Linked DNA regions of Homo sapiens: region 1 is linked to region 2. Evidence: read pairs that join two places in POLR2A ChIA-PET (ENCODE). Cell type or tissue: MCF 10A. All regions are shown on one strand. Each heading gives the region's core, and the rest is flanking DNA. Links, peaks and the distances in the headings are about the cores only.

What was found. ChIA-PET counts read pairs that join two places held together with the same protein. Peaks named below come from ENCODE experiments on the same cell type or tissue, not always from the same donor. Only the 100,000 strongest peaks of a DNase experiment are listed, where the experiment ranks them.
Region 1: POLR2A ChIA-PET joins it to region 2 with 6 read pairs; 11 of 35 experiments call an interaction of 5 or more read pairs at or near these places.

The regions. Positions count from the first base shown.
Region 1 is chr9:136,110,811-136,117,509 of GRCh38, forward strand. It overlaps TMEM250 (transmembrane protein 250), which reads right to left. Exons shown (of 2, transcript NM_152833.3): 2 at 3,779-6,214. The coding sequence starts at 6,090. The coding sequence ends at 5,671. Among named protein-coding and RNA genes, the nearest start is that of TMEM250, 4.7 kb to the right of the region's middle. RefSeq lists enhancers at 1-336, 6,011-6,586, 6,587-6,699. In MCF 10A, for the core only: no CTCF peak of the experiment used is centred there; no DNase peak of the experiment used is centred there.
Region 2 is chr9:136,047,496-136,057,807 of GRCh38, forward strand. It overlaps NACC2 (NACC family member 2), which reads right to left. Exons shown (of 6, transcript NM_144653.5): 2 at 2,141-3,085. The coding sequence starts at 3,026. Among named protein-coding and RNA genes, the nearest start is that of NACC2, 43 kb to the right of the region's middle. RefSeq lists enhancers at 3,650-4,226, 8,338-8,938, 8,939-9,538, 9,539-10,140. In MCF 10A, for the core only: no CTCF peak of the experiment used is centred there; a DNase peak (open chromatin) is centred at 4,696.

The DNA.
Region 1 (6,699 bases), core at 1-4,000, 61 kb after region 2:
GTCAACAGCCCCGGGCTGGCTTTGGTGGCTTCCTCCACACCCCGCGCCCGGCTGTGACTTCCTGACTCAGCACTCTGTTCAGCCTGAGATGGAGCCGCTCCCCACCTCCAGGCCTCCCTCCCACCCGTCTCCACCCAGGGGCCGCCCTCCCCAGAGCCCCTCTGATTCCTCCCTCCCCGGCCCGCCCAGCTCCCCCTCAGCTTCGCGCCTGCCTTGGGCTGGACACCTTCTCTGTGGTCCAGGCTCAGGGATTGGTCCAGGGCCGCCCACCCTCCCCCATCCCCCAGGCCGAACACTGACCTCTGGTGCCAGGCTCCTCACTGCCAAACCCATGACTCCCAAACCCACTGCTGTCACTGGGGGCCTCTCATCCAGCCAGCGCCGGGCAGCTCTGATTCCAGAACCTTCCCGGCACGTTCCTGACCTCCAGGCCAGTCTGCAGCTACCTCCACTTCCCACCGTCCCCAGGAGCAGCCAGCGGCCCTCCCTGCCCACACCTGTCCTTCCCAGCTCACTCAGGTCCGGCCGCCACCCTGAGTCCCCGGGGCCACTTCCCTCCTTCGCAGGCAACCGAGGCCACTTGCAGTGGGAGGGGAACCGCTGTATGGACCAGCCGCCTCGTAAGGATGGATCCTGTCTCCTAACCGGCTCCCAACTCCCTCCGAAGCGGCTGCGCGCTGCCTGAGATCTCTGCAGGAAGCCGCAGCGGCCACATGCTTAGGTTCTGTCTCAACACCTTCCCAGTCCTCGACTCCTCACCACTGCTGGAAGCTTCTGGAAGCCTCCAGGCCTGCAGGTCACTCCTGTGTTTTCAGACATGTGGAGCCCACCACCAGCAAATCAGGCTGTTCTAAATGTGACGTGTCCGTGGAAAGCGCTGGTCCCCCAGCAGTGGTCCTGGCACGTCTCCCCACCCAGCAGAAACACAGCTGCTGCTGGGAGGGCCCAGGAGGCCCAAGACAGACAGCCCCAGACATACAGCACCATCGGCGGTCCCTGGAGATCCCTCTCTGGGTGGCACCCTTACCAGTCACTGCAGCATGGTCTGGTCTGGGTGTCTGTCACTGTGGACAAAGGGCCTGGGGACAACCTCCAAGTAGCTCCGGCCTTCCTTGGAGCCGTGGCCCTTGCACAGCTCAGCCGGTCATCTGGGACCTCAAGGGGAGAACAACTTTGAAAACAGAACCTGTCAAACAGGGGAAACGCCTGGTTAATACAGCCCGAGGATGGCAGGTCTGCTGGGGAGCGGTCGTAAGCAGCTCCACCGCCCCTCAGATCCCCCACAGGGCTCTTCAGCCCCCCCCAGAGGAGCCGGGTTAGCGGGGCTCCCGCAAGGAACACACTGTGGCCATGGGGAAGCTCCTTGGCTCTTGGAGCCTGTGACATGCCTCTGCCCGGGGAATGGCCTGAGCCTAGGAGGTCGAGGCTGCAGTGAGCCGTGATCGTGGCCACTGCAGCTTTGGCAACAGAGCGAGACCCCATCTCTGAAAAAAAATAAAAAATGGAAAAACGGAAAGAAAAAAAAAAGCCCTTGTTATAATCCAGCTGAGTGGCTCCTTCTGTGGGAACTGCTTCCTTGGGTCTGATGAGACATTCAGTGGTCACTGTGGCGCCTGTCCCTGTACTCAGTGGTCCCATGGGCTGGTGGCTCCTGTACACGACAGTGTGGATGAGGCGTTGCCACTGTCGCGGGGAGTTCTATCAGATGGAGATGGCCCAGGCAGGGAACAGCAGAAAACATGCCAAATCCACTGAAAACCAGAGTGAAGCCAGGCGGGGAAGGCCAGGGAAGCCCCCAGGGAAGGCAGGAGCCCTTGTGCAGCCTCTCTGGTGTGGTGCGTGGCCGGGTGTGACCACAGTCAAAGGCATAGCCACCTTCGCCCACACCTGGCAAAACAACAAGACCAGGCAGCTCTCCCAGGCCGAGCCTCAGACGGCCCGTTTGCTAACTGCCCCGGCTTTGTGTGCACAGGTAAGGCTGCGTGTCCAGGCCCTGAGCCCACCTCAGGACTCGGCTGTGGCCTGGCACCCCCTGTGGGGCACACAGAGCCCCCAGACCTTCGGATCAGAAGGCTGGTCTGGGAAGCAGTGCTCCACACCAAGCTTCAGCCCTAGGTTTGGTAAAACAAGTGTCACCCTCCTAAGCTTTTCAGGGGCAAACATTTTTGTAAGGATTTCACAAACTCTGCCATCAAAAACAAAACCCCAGCAGTTTGGTGAAACAGTTCCACAAAACTCTACAATGGATAGGTTGTTACGTAATGGAATCCAGAGTTTTCCTTTATTTTCTTGAGAAGGGGTCTTGCTCTGTCACCAAGGGTGGAGCAGTGACAAAATCATGGTTCACTGTAGCCTCAACCCCTCCCCGGCCTGGGCTCAAACAATCCTGCCCACTCAGCCTCCGGAGTAGCTGGAACTAGAGGTGAGCACCACTACACCTGACTCATTTGAAAATATTTTTTTGTAGAGATGGGGTCTCCCTGCTGCCCAGGCTGATCTGGAACTCCTGGGTTCAAGCGACCCTCCCGCCTTGGCCTCCCAAAGTGTTGGAATTACAGGTGTGAGCCACTGCACCCGGCTGGTTTCCCTTTAAGTGACACTTTCTTGCCATAATGACTGCCTGGGAGGAAATCGTTGTCATCTTCACGTTGTTAGAAGCCTTTGCAAGTGAAAAAATGAGAAACGTGAACTTCCTCCCTTCACAGAAACTAAGAAAGCCTTTACAAAGCAAAGATTCTACAATAGTATGAATAGTATGTCTCTCGATCTTCAAACTTTTTTTTTTTTTTTTTGAGACAGAGTCTCACTCTGTCACCAGGCTGGAGTGCAGTGGTGCAATCACGGCTCACTGCAGCCTCGATCTCGTAGGCGCACACCACCACGGCCAGCTCATTTTTAAATTTTCTGTAGAGATGGGGTCTCACTATGTTGCCCAGGCTGGTCTTGAACTCCTGGGCTCAAGTGATCCTCCTGCCTTGGCTTCCCAAAGTGCTGGGATTACAGGCGTGAGCCACTGCACCTGGCCTCAAACGGTTTTTTTGGATAAATAAGAACTTTGGTTTTATTTTTCTTCCAACCTTTTTTCGTGTGTGCGCATCTTCCCGAGGTGGATCGGGCTGTCCTTACTCACAGCCCTGAGGCCTCTTTCCTTTCAGCAGCGTCGGAAACACCACCTCAGCTTTAAGACTCTGAACTAGGCTGGGTGGAGGGGCTCACGCCTGGAATCCCAGCACTTTGGGAGGCTGAGGCAGGTGAATCACCTGAGGTCAGGAGTTCAAGACCAGCCCGGCCAACATGGCGCAACTCCATCTCTACTAAAAATACAAAAATGATCCGGGCGTGGTGGTGGGCGCCTGTAATCCCAGCTACTTGGGAGGCTGAGACACAAGAATCACTTGAACCCGGGAGGTGGAGGTTGCAGTGAGCTGAGATCGTGTCAATGCACTCCAGCCCGGCTGACATGAGCAAAACTCCATCTGAAAAAAAAAAAAAAAACTCTGAACGGGCCAGTCAGCCGAATGCAACCTCCACCGGCCTGCACAGCAGTGTCCCGGTGACTGCCCTGCTGACAAATCTTTGCCTGTCAGCTAGGCTATCTCCCCAGGGCAGCTTCCCATAAGGAGAACCCTGGCCTCAGGGGCTCCTTCCCCAGCACGGCAACAAGTGTTTGGGAAAACTTTCCCATCTTACACAAGATGATTTCTATGGTGCTCTGGGTGATTATTATGTCCTTCAAAACGGAATAAAACAATTGAACTTTAAGCAATCACTCCATCAACACATTAAAAAAATAGGTTTAATGCAGGTGGGTCATGGCATGACGAATTTCACAGGCACCGGGGACAGCAGGCGGCCAGGTGCTCAGAGGGCACCAAGGTGCCACAACTCCCTGCAGCGTTGACACCGCACGAGCGGCACCACCAGCCCCCTCCCGCCTCCCGTCCCACCTTCACCCTCAGCCAAGAGGCTTGGGTGACTCTGAGTAATACGTTAACAAAAAACAAAGCTTCTTTGAGGAAACAGCATGACTTAGTGCAAAAGATTCTCTGCAGCAAGAAATGAGGCCCACGCAGGGAAGCTCCCGCCTACCTGCCCAGGGCGTGGACGCAGCCCGGGCTCATCAGAGGTCATCCACAGAAGCTGCCGATAAATTAGAGAGCACGGTTTACGGCCAGAGATTTTTTGCTTTCTCTACCTGATTTAGGGTTTTTCAAAAAGTTTCTCTTCCAGTGGCACACAACTGTCCTCATGGCTCCTGGGCCACTGGTCCGCCTGACAGGGTAGGGTCACAAGTCCCACCCATGCCCAGAGTGTGGGGACATGGATTTGAGGTGACACTAGGGTTGTCAGTACCACACCCTGTGTCCTGCTCTAGGGTAGCCTCTGCCTGTTGTCCTTGCAATCATTATTCAGGGCGCCCTCCCACTTGCCCCCAAAGTCACACGGCCATGGGCAGTCCACCATAGTGCTGCCGTGACTGCAAGGCTGAGGAGCAGAGCAAGGGGTCCTGGGTGAGACCTCGGCCCATGGTGGCCACCCTCCCTGAACACAGGCATCTGCGCCCCTCCAGCCCACCTGCCCCTGTGCCATCATTTGGGCCCCCCAGACACTGGAGGACAGCGTGAGATAAGATCTCAGCATATACCTGGGGCTCTAAGATGCTGCTGGTGCCACACAGGCTCTGGGGCTGTGTTTGCCGCACTGAGGCCTCTGCCGCCTGCTCCGGACACTTGGGACACGCGTTTCCATCCTGGCTCACTGAAGCCTCGATCTCCCAGGCTTTCTTTGACGGTGTTCCCTCAAAGAAAGAGGCCCAAAGCCCTCCCCCGCAAAAAAAGCCAGAAAGGAATGGAGGTGCCTCCGCAGAAATCCAGAGCATCTGCAAGACATCCTCACAGCCCTCCCAGAACAGGCAGACAGGCCAGTGTTGCTGGAGTCAGCCCCTGGCTCCCAGGGTTCCCCCCAGGCCAGCCCCTGAGCTGGGAGCCTGCTGAGGCCCCTCCCACCTGAGCCCTTCTCCGGCCCCCCGCTAGACTGCATCTACACAATCCAAGGGGACCCTGAAGGCTGGCTGGGGACTCAGGACCCACACAGCCCCTCAGGATGACACACACAGGGTGGTCCGCGGGCAGTGCCAGGCCTCAGGCGGCCCAGGGCAGAGTAAGCAGCTTTGTGGCAGTGTGGTGTGTCAGCGAGGGGAGCCTTCCGTGTCCCGTTGGCTGGGGCTGGGGCCAGGGCACGCAGAAGGGGCTGTGCAGCCAGGAGGGCCCCCCTCCGGAATTGCTCCTGGGCACACAGCCCTCTGTGTCCAGGGGCCTCCCAGGGTGATGTCTAAAGTCCCTGGCAGCTGTGGTCCTGGAGAGAGGCCCACAGAGAGGCGGAACGGAGGGCCCACCCCGCAGTACGACCCGAAGACATGTGAGCAGGAGCCACCGGCAGGTGGGCGCTGCCCCTGAGAGTGCATACGGGGAGGGTGGGTCCAGGAAGCCAGCCTAGGGGTGGTGTCCGCGCCCCCATCACAGAAGTCTCAGCCCTTTCTTTTCTCTCCGTGGGCGCCGGGCAGCAGCGACTGCCTGGGGGATGGGCGAAGGGAAGGCGCTGGCCGACCCCACCCATGGAGAGAACACAGCCACAGGCCGGGACGATACATCAAGCTCGCACCCACGGCCCTCACATGTCCACGAAGACCATGAAGCACCAGCCCAGGCCCCCGACCAGCAGCATGGTGACGTGGATGCCATAGACGAGCAGCTCGTTCACCAGGCGGAAGTCCACGCGCCGGCGGCCCAGCAGCAGCAGCAGCACCGACAGCTTGCGCTGGAAGCGCAGCAGGACGCGAACGCCCAGGTACTGTAGGCAGAAGAGGGCGGCCAGCGCACCCCAGAGCGCCGCAGTGAACAGGCTGCAGCTAAAGTAGAGTAGGAAGCGGATGAAGCCGTACAGCCAGCGCGTCTTGATGTACACGTCGAAGTTGTTGTACTTGGTGCGGGCCAGGTGGGAGGCGCGCACGGGCCCGCAGGCCGCATGCAGGCAGGTGGTGTGCGGGCCGTGGAAGGAGCGCACCCGCCGCGGAATGGGCATGACCGGCATTGGGCCCCGGCGGCGGCGGCGCTAGGTCGCAGTGGCGGCGGCGGTGTCCAGGCGGCTGTTGGCGTAGGGGTCATGGGCGCCTAGGCCTGGGAGCCCGCAGCTGACCCTGGGGGGAGGCGTCGGCCTGCGGGGAGAGCCGCAAAACCCACGTCAGTATGAGGACACCATGCGGATCCCTCCCCAGGCAATCAGCTGGCGAAAGTGGACACAAACTCCAGCACCAGGACTACGGGAAAATGGAGTCCAGGGCGGGATCTGCAGGCACTCCTGGGCTCTTTTCCACAAACCCTCCCAAGGATACTTCCAAGGGGCCCACCACCTGGGGAAGCCAAAGTGCTTGTTCTAGGGCAGCACTGGGGAAAGGGGGCCTTGGGGACAGTGGCCAGGGGAGGCCCCCGGAAGTGGTCAATGCCAAAACGGATGGGAAGGGGCAAGAGTGGCTCTTTCCTGCAGGATCCTCGCAGCTCCCCACTAGCTGGACCACACTCTGCTCTTAGGCAGTTTGCCCGTTACTGCCCTGGTCTTCTGCGGCTGCCTGACCCAGGGCTGATGCAAGCCCTTAAATGGCATCTGCAAGAAGCCACCACAGGGCCGGGAAAAGGGACTCCA
Region 2 (10,312 bases), core at 2,672-6,671:
CGCCCACTTTCCACCTCGCTGGCATCAGCGACACCCGTGCAAAGGCAGAGAATGCCGCGCAGCACCTGCGGCCTGGACAAAGCCCTGCAGGAACATGGCCTTGAGGGTGTCCCCACCCCTCAGCCCCAATGGGACTGTACCTCGTGTGGTCTGAGTACGGGGGAGTTGGAGGGAAGGACTCACCAGAGCAGCTGCCTCCCGTCCCCACCCAACACACATCCGGGACTCCACAGAGCCGCTTCCTGGCTGCGGTCCTGCTGACTCCCCAAAAACCCATCAAGGCAGGTGGGCGTGAGGGCTTCTAGCTCACGAAGTCCAGGCGATGTGAGGGCTTAAGGCTGACCCAGCACCCAGGGGCAGATGCATGGGACAAGTCACGAGGCTTCACCGTGCTCCCAGCAAACCCGACACCCAGCCCTGGCTCCCATCACCCCAAACACACCAAGGCCCAAGGTCACATTGGAGCAGCAGGGGGCTGTGCAGGGAGGACCCTGGGAAGATGTTTGGATACGATGGGTCTGTTTCCATCTCCATGGTGCAGCTCCCTGACCCGTCGGCAACCCGTCGGCAGGGCCCTGTCTGGCTGCCATTGTCGGCAGGGCACTGTCTGGCTGCCATCAATGGGGGATGTCCTCAGGGACTGTAGGGGTGCCCAGCCTGTCTGGGGTTCTGCCCTGGGACTGGAGCCCATGGACAGAGCTCCTTCCCAACAGGGGCCCTGGGTGGGCCTTGGGAGCCTTCCCCAGCAGCCTCTGGCTGGTCCCCTGCCTTCCCTGGGGTGGCTGTCAGCAGGGGCAGAGGGAAAGCGCACATGGGGCGGATTCCCCGGAGGCCTCAGCCAGCCGGGTCCACAAGCACTGACATCCTGTACGGCCTCTGTGGTGAGCCGGAGCCCGGTGTGCTCTGCCCTCAGGAAGGGCCAATTCCGTAGCTAGCAAAGCTCCCAGTCTCAGGACAAATCAAGCCCTACCCCCTACCACTAAAAGAAAACAAAAGCTGTGAAGCCCAGATCGAGGTGGCCTGTGAGCTGGCATTCTGTGGGATTCATGCAAACACAGCAATATACATTTAAACCAAGTGCGGAGTTCTCAGGAAGACACCACGGAGCCCAGAGCACCTGCTGGCAAGGCAGTGGCTTCTCCTGCAGGCGGAGAGGGAGCCAGGTTGGCCAAAGCAGTGGTTACCCTGCTGTCCCGGCTGTGGTGACAGACGCTGCACAGGGACCCAGCTGGCCTAGGGGTCCAAGCTGGTGGGTGGTCCTGGCCCCCTCTGCCCCCAACCAGCACTGCAGGAGGGGAAGGGCAGGGGGGCGTCCCATCAGGGCACAGGGATATGCGTGGTGGGGTGGAGAGAGTCCCTACACTGCCCCTCGGGGTCCACCACCTGCCCGTGGCTGGCATTATGCACCCGCACCCAGGCCCAGGCCGCTGCACACAGGCCCTGCATGCAGACCAGCCAGGTGGCCAGCCCAGACACACAGTCAGGTTGCAGGGACACCCGATCCTGGGCACCAACTGTGGGACTCTGCCCAGCAAAGCCTGAACAGTCTCCAGAGGCTGTAACCAGGAATCTCCAATTAGGGCAACCTGGGTTTGTGGGGCCCAGGACGGGGAGCAGCCCTCCTTGAAAGAAAGGAACGGAGAGGAGGGGGAGCGACTGCTCACTCGGCTCAGCACACTGGGCGCTTCCTGGCCCATCCCTGGCGCGGGGCCTGGAGAGGTGGTGGCAAAGGGGCTGGGTTCAGGGGACTCTCTAGACCTGGCCGGGTGAGGCGCAGACTGAGGTTAAAGGGGAAGTAGGCGGGTCCTCCCGTACACCGCGTGGCGCCAGGCCCTTCACAGACGGGGAACGTGAACCCTGGGGCAGGTCCCTGGGCCACGGGACACCTGCGTTTCCTCATCTATCCAGTGGAGACAAGACCCTTCCTACAGGCTGGCAGAGTCTCCTAGGAGTTCTTGTCTCATCCAGGACCAAGTCTGAACCCCATGGTGAACAGAGCTCTGCCACCTCCTCCAGGCTTGGTGGGGGGCTCCCCTGTGGCCCCGCAGGCCTCCGGCCCAGTGGCCTCCTGAGCCACCCGGGTCCCAGGCAGGCCCCGCTTCCCAGCCAGGTGGTGTGGGGCTCCACCCCGCCGCGTTACCTGCATAGCTGCCGGAGGCCTTGATGTACATCTGGCCGTACTGCTCCTCCACCATGGTGTCGTAGGCCTCGTCGTCCTCCTCGTCCTCCTCGTTGTGGTACGAGGTGGGGCTGTCGGTGGTGGGCAGGCTGCTGGCGCCTGGACTGGTCCGCTCCCCCTGGGGGTAGGGCATCTGCTGGATGCCGGGGATGAGGGTGGCCAGGCTGGGCACCCCGTAGTAGGAGACACGGGGCAGTTTGAGAGGGGCTGTGCCCGCCGCCACCGCAGCCCCCGCGGCCACCGCCACGCCGTCCCGGGGCCCCGTCTCCAGCGGGCGCTTGGGGGCCAGGCCTGGGCCGGCCGGCGGCAGCTCCATGGCTTCATGCTTTACTCGGGTCAGCAGCGGGATGGGCACCGAGGGGGACACGACGTAGGGGGCCGCGGCGGCGGCGGCCGGCTGCAGCTGGTTGCAGGGGCTCTGGGGCTCGGAGCCGGCGTCCTCGATCACAGCGGTCTGCGAGTCGCAGTGGGGCGAGCTCACCTTGAACATGAGGTCGGTGCCGCGCTCCACGATGTGCTGGATCTGCAGGAAGCCGGCCGTGTACATGACCACGAGCTGCTCGCTGGCCGTCATGGTGAGCCTGCCCGTGTAGCAGAAGGACAGGATCTGCTGGAAGCAGGCGGGCGGCACGGAGCCGGGCAGCTCGAAGGCGCTCTTGCTGTTGCCGCTGAACAGGTCGCGGAAGTAGAGGCTGCTGGCGGCCAGCACCGCCCGGTGGGCCTTGAAGGCCTGGCCCTTGACCACGATGGACACATCGCAGTAGAGGCCCAGCAGGCGCTGCTCGTTCAGGCAGCCCAGCACTGTGTTCCCGAAGTTGGGGATCTCGATGTGCAGCATCTGAGACATGGCGGGCGGGCAGCGGCGGGGCTGGGCTCTCAGCGCGGGGCGGCCCTAGCGGGGCTCATCTGTGGGGGGCAGGAGGCACGTGGTCAGTTCCTCCAGGTCACGGGCTCCCCGCTCAAGGGGCCGTTCCCACCCCCTCCTCCCCCGCCGGGGGCTTACAAAGAGCGAGCCTTCCGCACGCGCCCTCCCCCGCCCCTCCTGGCTGGGACACTCCAGAGAAGGGACACGGGGTCTCCCAGACCCCCTGGCAGACGGGCAAGAGGGCCCGGCCAGCACTGCTGCAGATCCCCGGGGTGCTGCCCGGCAGGAGTGCGCCCACGCCACTCCCAGGGGGCTGCTCTTAGCGACTCGGTCTCAGCAGGCGAGGAGGAGCGCAGGCCTGAACCTGCCCCGGGACAGGAGGTGGGGGCCGCCGGGGGAGCCTCTGGGCAAACCTGCAGCCACTCTCCTCCCCTCAAAAAAGTTCCAGCCCGCACAGGAGCTCCCGGGAGGGGCCGCGCTGGAGCAGCGGGGAAGGAGGGAGGGAGGGGGGTCTCTGGAGCTGTGCAGTTTGCGGTTTGCTTTCCCTCTCTTCCCTCCGAGCAGCCTCGCAGAGGGCCCCTGCGGGGAAGGCGGGCCAGCGTCCCCTAGTCCCCCTGAGCCTCCCGGGCAGGTAGGGAATGGCTGGGGGTGCCGGGAAGTCCGCTGAAGCCGCGTCCACTCCTCCCTCGCGCAGAGAGACCACCCTGGGCGCGCCCGCTCCGTTCTCCCGTGCTCTCCTGGCTCGGACCAGACCCAGGTTCCCAAGCCGCCGCCAGGGCAGGAGTTGGGAAGCCTGTCGCAGCCCCACTCGCGGACGCCCCCCACCCCGCTCGCCTCGCTCCCCACGCGGGCCAATCCCGACGGCCCGGCCCCAACCCAGGTGACTACAGGGGTCCCAGCCCTCGCCGGGCTGCCCGGACCCCGGGGCTGGGAGCTGGGGAGGGCGCCGCTGTTTATCTGGTGCGGACTCCGGAGGGGGCGGGGGCGGCCCAGAAGGCGCCAGCCCAACTCCGCAGGGCCGCACAAAGGCCGCTGTGTCCCACGGGAGGAAAGTGCGGGCGGCCGCAGAGGCGCCGGGTGGCGGGAGGAGGGCGGAGCCACCGCGCCGGGAGCTGGGCAGGTGGACGCGCGCCGGGGGCGGCCCGCAGTGCCCCCGCTGCGGAGAAGTTGCCGGCCGGTCGGGAAGACCTACCTTCAGCCGCTGCGGCCGCCGGCCGGCACTGCCCGCTCCGCCTGGCAGGACAGGCTCCCCGCACGCAGCCCGCCTGCCCAGCTGCTCCGCGAATGCAGCAAACGGAGCGGGAGCCCTGGGGCGGGGAGGGCGCAGGGAGCCGGCAAGGAGGAGGAGGAGGAGGAGGAGGAGGAGGAGGAGATGGTGGAGGAGGAGGAGGAGGAGGAGGGCAGAGCGCCTGGGCGCTGGGCTCGCGGCCGCAGCTCAGCTGCACCCAGGCCGGCCCTCCCGGGCAGCGCACCGCATCTCAATGAAGGGGCCGGATGCAGACGAACGTTCCGGCGGCTCGGGAATGAATAGCCGCCTTTGATTTGGGAGCCGAAGTAAATGCCAGCTCCCAGCCCCGGCTTTAAAAACAGTGGAGTGTTGGTGCCAGAGGAATGCGCGGCCCCGGGTGCTGGTACGAGACAGACTTTTGATGACTCACTGCAATGCAAACAAAGATGGCAGAAATACTGTACAGTAGTGGAGAAATGCTTCCCGGTGCCACGGCAACTGAGACAGCCTGGAAATTTATGGTGCAGTTTTGCATATGAATTACCCAGTAAACTGCCTCCCGGCCTTCCAGGACAGCCCCAGTGTCAAAGCATTTAAACTATTCCAAACAGTCTGCAGAGCTGGCAGAGCTGAACTCCTCCAGCGAGGGTGGGGAATGGGCAGAGGCGCCAGGGGGAGGGGGTGAGGGGGTCAGGACAGCTAGGGGAGCCAGGGAAGGGGAGGGGAGGTACAGCAGGGGGTGAAGAGAGGCACAGAAACGGCAGGCAGTGGGTGGGTGAGGCGGCACCCCAGGTCCTGGGGGCCTTAGAGCTGTGTCCTCTGCCCAGGCGGCAGGCCCGGGAGTCCAGCCCCAGCACCCCTCCCCATCCCACTCCCAGCGCCCTCCTGGCACTTTAAGAAAAGAGCGACTTTGTGGCCGGGCAACCAGGAGCCGGAAGGGGCAGCCCCGCCTGAGAGGTCCCAGCAGAGGGCAAAGCGGCCGCCTCGCTCCTCCCGCACACTCCTGGCTGCGGCCACACAGGCTGCACCTCCTGCCCAAGGGGGTCTGCAGCGTCTGGCTGTTATTGAGCCTTTTCCTGGGAAGGGGCTGCTGCTGTGCAGGACTTGTGGTGGCCCCGGGACCCCTCCAGAGAATGTGTACTTCATCCTGGGCTCATACCAGCCTCTCTGCGTGGGGCCCTGAGGCTGACCTCTGGACTGCCCAGCCTCAGTTTCCCTGCCACTGGCTGTGACCCCCAGGAAGAGCACATTCCACCCAAAAGAAGGGGCAGGGTCCAGGCTCGAGGCCTTGAGGTGAGCCCCCTCCTGCTTGGCCAGCTGCCTCCACCACCCTCGGGGTAACCCTGGCAGCAGGATGCGGAGGAGGCCCGAACAGGCCTGGTGGGAGGCAAGGCGACACAGCCCTGCCCCTCACTCCCGGCGCCCCTCTGAGGCATCCGGAGACCAGAGAGAGGGCCATCTGGCTCCTCCCTAGTCACACACCATGGGCTCAGCTTCTCCAGACCAGACAAAAAGCCACTGAATGGGGACGGGAAGAGATCCAGGTGCGGGGAAGCTGCCGGCAAAGGCCCGTGGAGGTGGCTTCGTGCCTAGTGTTTTCTGCCTCCTACAAGGGGCTGGTGACAACTCAAGGAGACTGGGATGGGGGCGTTTACAGAAACGTCCCCACTCGGCCATGCTGATGAGCTGGGCTCCACCGGGCCAGGAGACACAGGGCCCAGCTGTCACCCTCCCCGCCACACCCTCCACCCTCAGGTCCCCACTTAGTTTCTGCCTCATCCAGGAAGTCTGCCAAGTGCCCTCATAAGCTCGGCAAGGGCTGAATGCTGGACACAACCCGGGCAGGGGGGTACAAGAGAGGGGCCTGTGCAACACAGCACAGAGGGCAGAGGCCCCTAGACAGCTCCCTTCACAGACCCACTGCGCCCACCACCAGGAGCCTCCCAGAGAGCCCGTGGCTTCTGTTGTGGGCAACTTCGCCCCAAGGACGGGGGGGTAGGGATGTCTGAGTCATACAGGGGCTTTTGTACCAAAAGAGGGGACAGGCAGAGGCCAGCACGGCGCACCGGTTCCTGGGGGTCCCAAGTACCTGGGCTGGGTAGGGCAGCAGCCAGGGCTGACACAGACAGCAAGGGACAATGTAGGCTCTCAGCCTGTCCCTTCCAGCAGCAAGAGGGTCCTGGCCTGTTGGCAAGGCTGAAATCCTAGGTCCCGTGGGCACCAGCCACTTCCTGTAAGGACACCTCAGCCTCAGACGCTGAGCTGTGAACTGGGGTTATGATTTACCCTCAGATGGTTCCTGGGGGTGAATGGAACAATGTTTGTGAAGCCGGCGGCTGAAGCCTCACACACAGAAAGCCGGTGATGCCTGCAACCTGCTGTGACCTGGGCAGGAGAGCAGCTCTCAGCTGGGCATCCAGGTGGGCGTCTTAACGCCCAGCCCAGTTCGGCCTGCGTCCGCACCTCAGGAGCTGGAGCCCCAGGGCTGGGGGACAGACCAGCTCTCCCAGAGAAGGGACCATTATTCCCTTTGAAGGTGATGGGGCCGTGTGGTCCCTGGGGATCGAGGACAACTGGAGCTTTTGCTGGCTTGTCCTCAGGCCACCTGCACCGGTGAGGCTGCAGCCCCACGCCCCAGCCTGCTGAGAGCCGGACAGGAGCTGGTTTTAGGTTGCTTTCTTGGAAGGCTCAAGAACAAAGCTGAACTTTAGGAGAAAAGAATAAAATAAAGGCTTGGCTCACGCCCCCAGGGCCAGGAAAGCAGACACACGGGGGCTGACCCTCCTGCTACACCCAGAGAGGAGGGGGCCGAGGGCCCAGGTGGGCCCAGGGACGTGAGCAGAGCTGTCTGCTCAGGAGGGCAGGGGCCAAGCCTGGTTCTCAGACATCAGGGCATCCCCACCCTCCCCTGCACATTCTCCAGTGACTCAGTTTCCCCACCACTTTGCTTCCCAAGCAACACCTCCTATTGTTTCCCCTTCTCGGTGAGATTCAACACACTCATTCACTTATGGAAAGTTCTGCAGAGCCAGGCAAAAAATCAGAGGTCGCCAACTTTGTTTACCCCAGCCATCCTCAGGGTTGTGGCACCAACGACCCTTGCTCTCAAAACGCCCTTCAGAACAGAACCCACTTTGGAGAACCTCTGCAGGTGACCCAAGGCCCGAGTCCACTCCCTGCAGCTGTGCCAGCCTTCGGTGCCCCACCCCACACAGACACACAGAGGAGGCTGGGTTCCTCTGAGCCCACAAGCCACCCTCAGGAATAAGAAAATACAGGTGGCTGTGGTGTCGGAGTGGGGGGTCTCTCCTCTGCAGAGCCTCACTTGAGGAAGGCTGAGATCCAGGCCTGCCCTGCCCTGGGGTTAGGGGTTGCCCACCATGATGAGCCCCATACCCAGCAACCTGCCGATGGGTGAGAGGAGCCCGCGGGGAGGACAGGGGCTCACTGGAACTGCAGCCAGACGCGCACACAGGGGTTGGGGCAGCGTCTCCAGAACGACCCCCCTGCCTGAGTGTCGTCCCGGCAGGATTCACACAAGGACACAGGTTACAAGGTTGGTGCCAGGCCAGGGCACCTGGGTCCTGGCATCAAGTACCCAGGAGCAGAGGCTCTGGCAGGTACAAGACCCCTGAAAGCATCCCCCAGGCCAGAGGACTGGGACAGGGACCAGTCAGGCAGCCCAACAGGAGGAGCCCTTTTCCTGGGGCCCAGCCAGGCAGCTCCATGGTCTGAGGGCCTCGCCCAGAGTCCCCAGAAACCCTGCCCCCTCCACCCCTAGATTGTAAAGCACTTTCTAAGCCCAGCACAGCAAACCAGAGGAATGCGGCACTGAATTTCTGCAGGATCACCACCAGCAAGGGGAAGGGAGGCGAGAAAAATTAAATTAAATTAAATTATCTTGCAGGATTTAATTTCACCAATCTAATAAGAGGTTCTGGACCTCAGCAAATGCACAGCCATTAAACACGTGGTAGAGGAAGGAGAGAGGCGGGGCACGGGAAACGTTCTGCGGAGGGGAGAGTCCCTCTACCCCGAGCCCCGGCCCCTGGTGGAGACTGCCTGGCAGTTAGTTAAGTGAGGACATCTCCTAAAAGGTCAATCGAAGGCGCTCCTGGAGCGTGAGAAGGTGTGGGGATGGGGCGGGCCTGCTGTGCCAGGTGCTCTGGAGTCAGCAGGAGCACAGGGGGTGTTAGGAATACAGTCTGGGGGCTGCTACCCCGTGGACCTTGCCCACCTCCGCGCAACGCCTTCCCTTTCCCATACGGTGCAGGCTCCAGGAGGATTTGCTTTGACCCTATACCTTCAGAAAAGAGGCCCTAGGGAGGACAAGGGGGCGGCAGGGGGCCCGGAGGTTAACCCTGGGGGGTAGAGGCTGCCCAGCTCCGGATGTGCCAGGGCCTCAGGGAGCTGGGTGTGGCACCAGCTTAGCCCTCAGGTTTGCATTAAACTTTTAAAATGCCAGAAAGCAGAGCTGGGCTGCCCGGAGGCCTGGCTGCTAATGGAACCACCAGCTCCATGCAGATGAGATGCAGCAGCTCTGGGCCAGGGCCCTCGGCGGCCAGGAACTCCCCCCAACCCCGAGGCCCCCACAAAAGCCAGGATGGCGTGTGCCGTGTGCTCACCTCCCCGCTACTGGACATACAGATGAGGAAACTGAGACCTCACAGTCGGGAGGCAGCGGGGCCAGGCCCCTAGCCATCATCCTTCCTGGGTGGTCTCTGGTCATCAAGTCACAAGAGCCAGAGAGGATGCCTGGCCCCGCCCAACAGACCCCGGGTAGCTACGACCCTGACCTGCCAGGGCCCTAAGGACTCTGTGGCAGAGAGGAGAGTTCCACCCAGGAAAGGGGCGCAAAGGCCCCCAGCTTCAGGGTCACAGAGGTACGGGGGGTCTCTGGGATGACGGGCCCCCTCGGACTATCACTGTCGCCCCAGCCTGGGAGGTGGAGGAGAGCCATGCAGGGCTGGGCCCAGGCCGGGCTCTCTCCGTTCAGCCAGGTCCCTAGGCGGCTTCTACCCCAGACCACAAGCCAGGGCCAGCATCAGCCATCAGAGCCGGCGGTAACTGCACTAAGGAACATCTGCCTGGAAGCTTTCTTCCCAGATGGAGAAGGGCAGTACTCCAGGACCTGCAAATCCACAATTCCGTGTATCAGCCCTTCCTCTCGGCCACCCGTGGGCAGGCCCACAGATAGAGGGGATGAAGCCAGGGACACAGCAGGGGGTCTCTGGACAGCACAGCCCCCAGCCCCCACCCCCAGGGTGGGCCTCCAGCAGCCAGTACCTCGAGGGAGGGCTGGGAGGACGCTCCATCCTCGGCAGCAGCAGGCTCTGCGTCCGATAGGGCCTTGTGGGGTGCCCGTGGCGTTGGCTCTGCCGGGGGTCTGGTCCAGGGGCCTGTGTGACTGAGCCGAGCCCTGCGCTTATGGGGAATGACCCAAGCAGCCACGGCTCACCTGAGGCATGGCCCCTGGCCACCAACACGCTCATCTCTAACCTTCACTTGCAGAATATTCTTTCTTATGGGTAAGGACTTGGGGGACAAACACAGCACAGACTGTCAACAGGGATGGCTCAGAGGAAGAGAATGACTCGAAGGGTGGGGAGGGACAGCTGGGGCTGGGGTGGCTCCTGTTGAGCCCCAGATCCGCCCTATGGCCCCACCCCAGCCAGCAGACCCACTGGGTCCACACACTGTGGGATGCTCCCTCACACCACAAAACATTCTAGAAGGTTTCCAAAGAATTAAGCTGTGTTTCGAAAAGAGCCGACAATCTCCCTCACCCATATTTGTAATTTAAATAACGTAAGCTTGAAGAGCGTCTCCCTCGGGCATAGTTTAATAACTTAAAAAGCCAGCGCCAGCTCCAGCGCAGGGCCCCCTCCTCCCCCAGGGCTGCAGTAGGGTCTCCCCTGCACCGGCTCGGCCGGGTGGAAGCTGAGATTGGGGCTGCCCAGGCGGAGCGGCCGGGAGGGGAAGCACCCTCCTCACTCGCTCACCCCCTCTCTTGATGGCCTGGAGCAGCTGTGGCCTGATC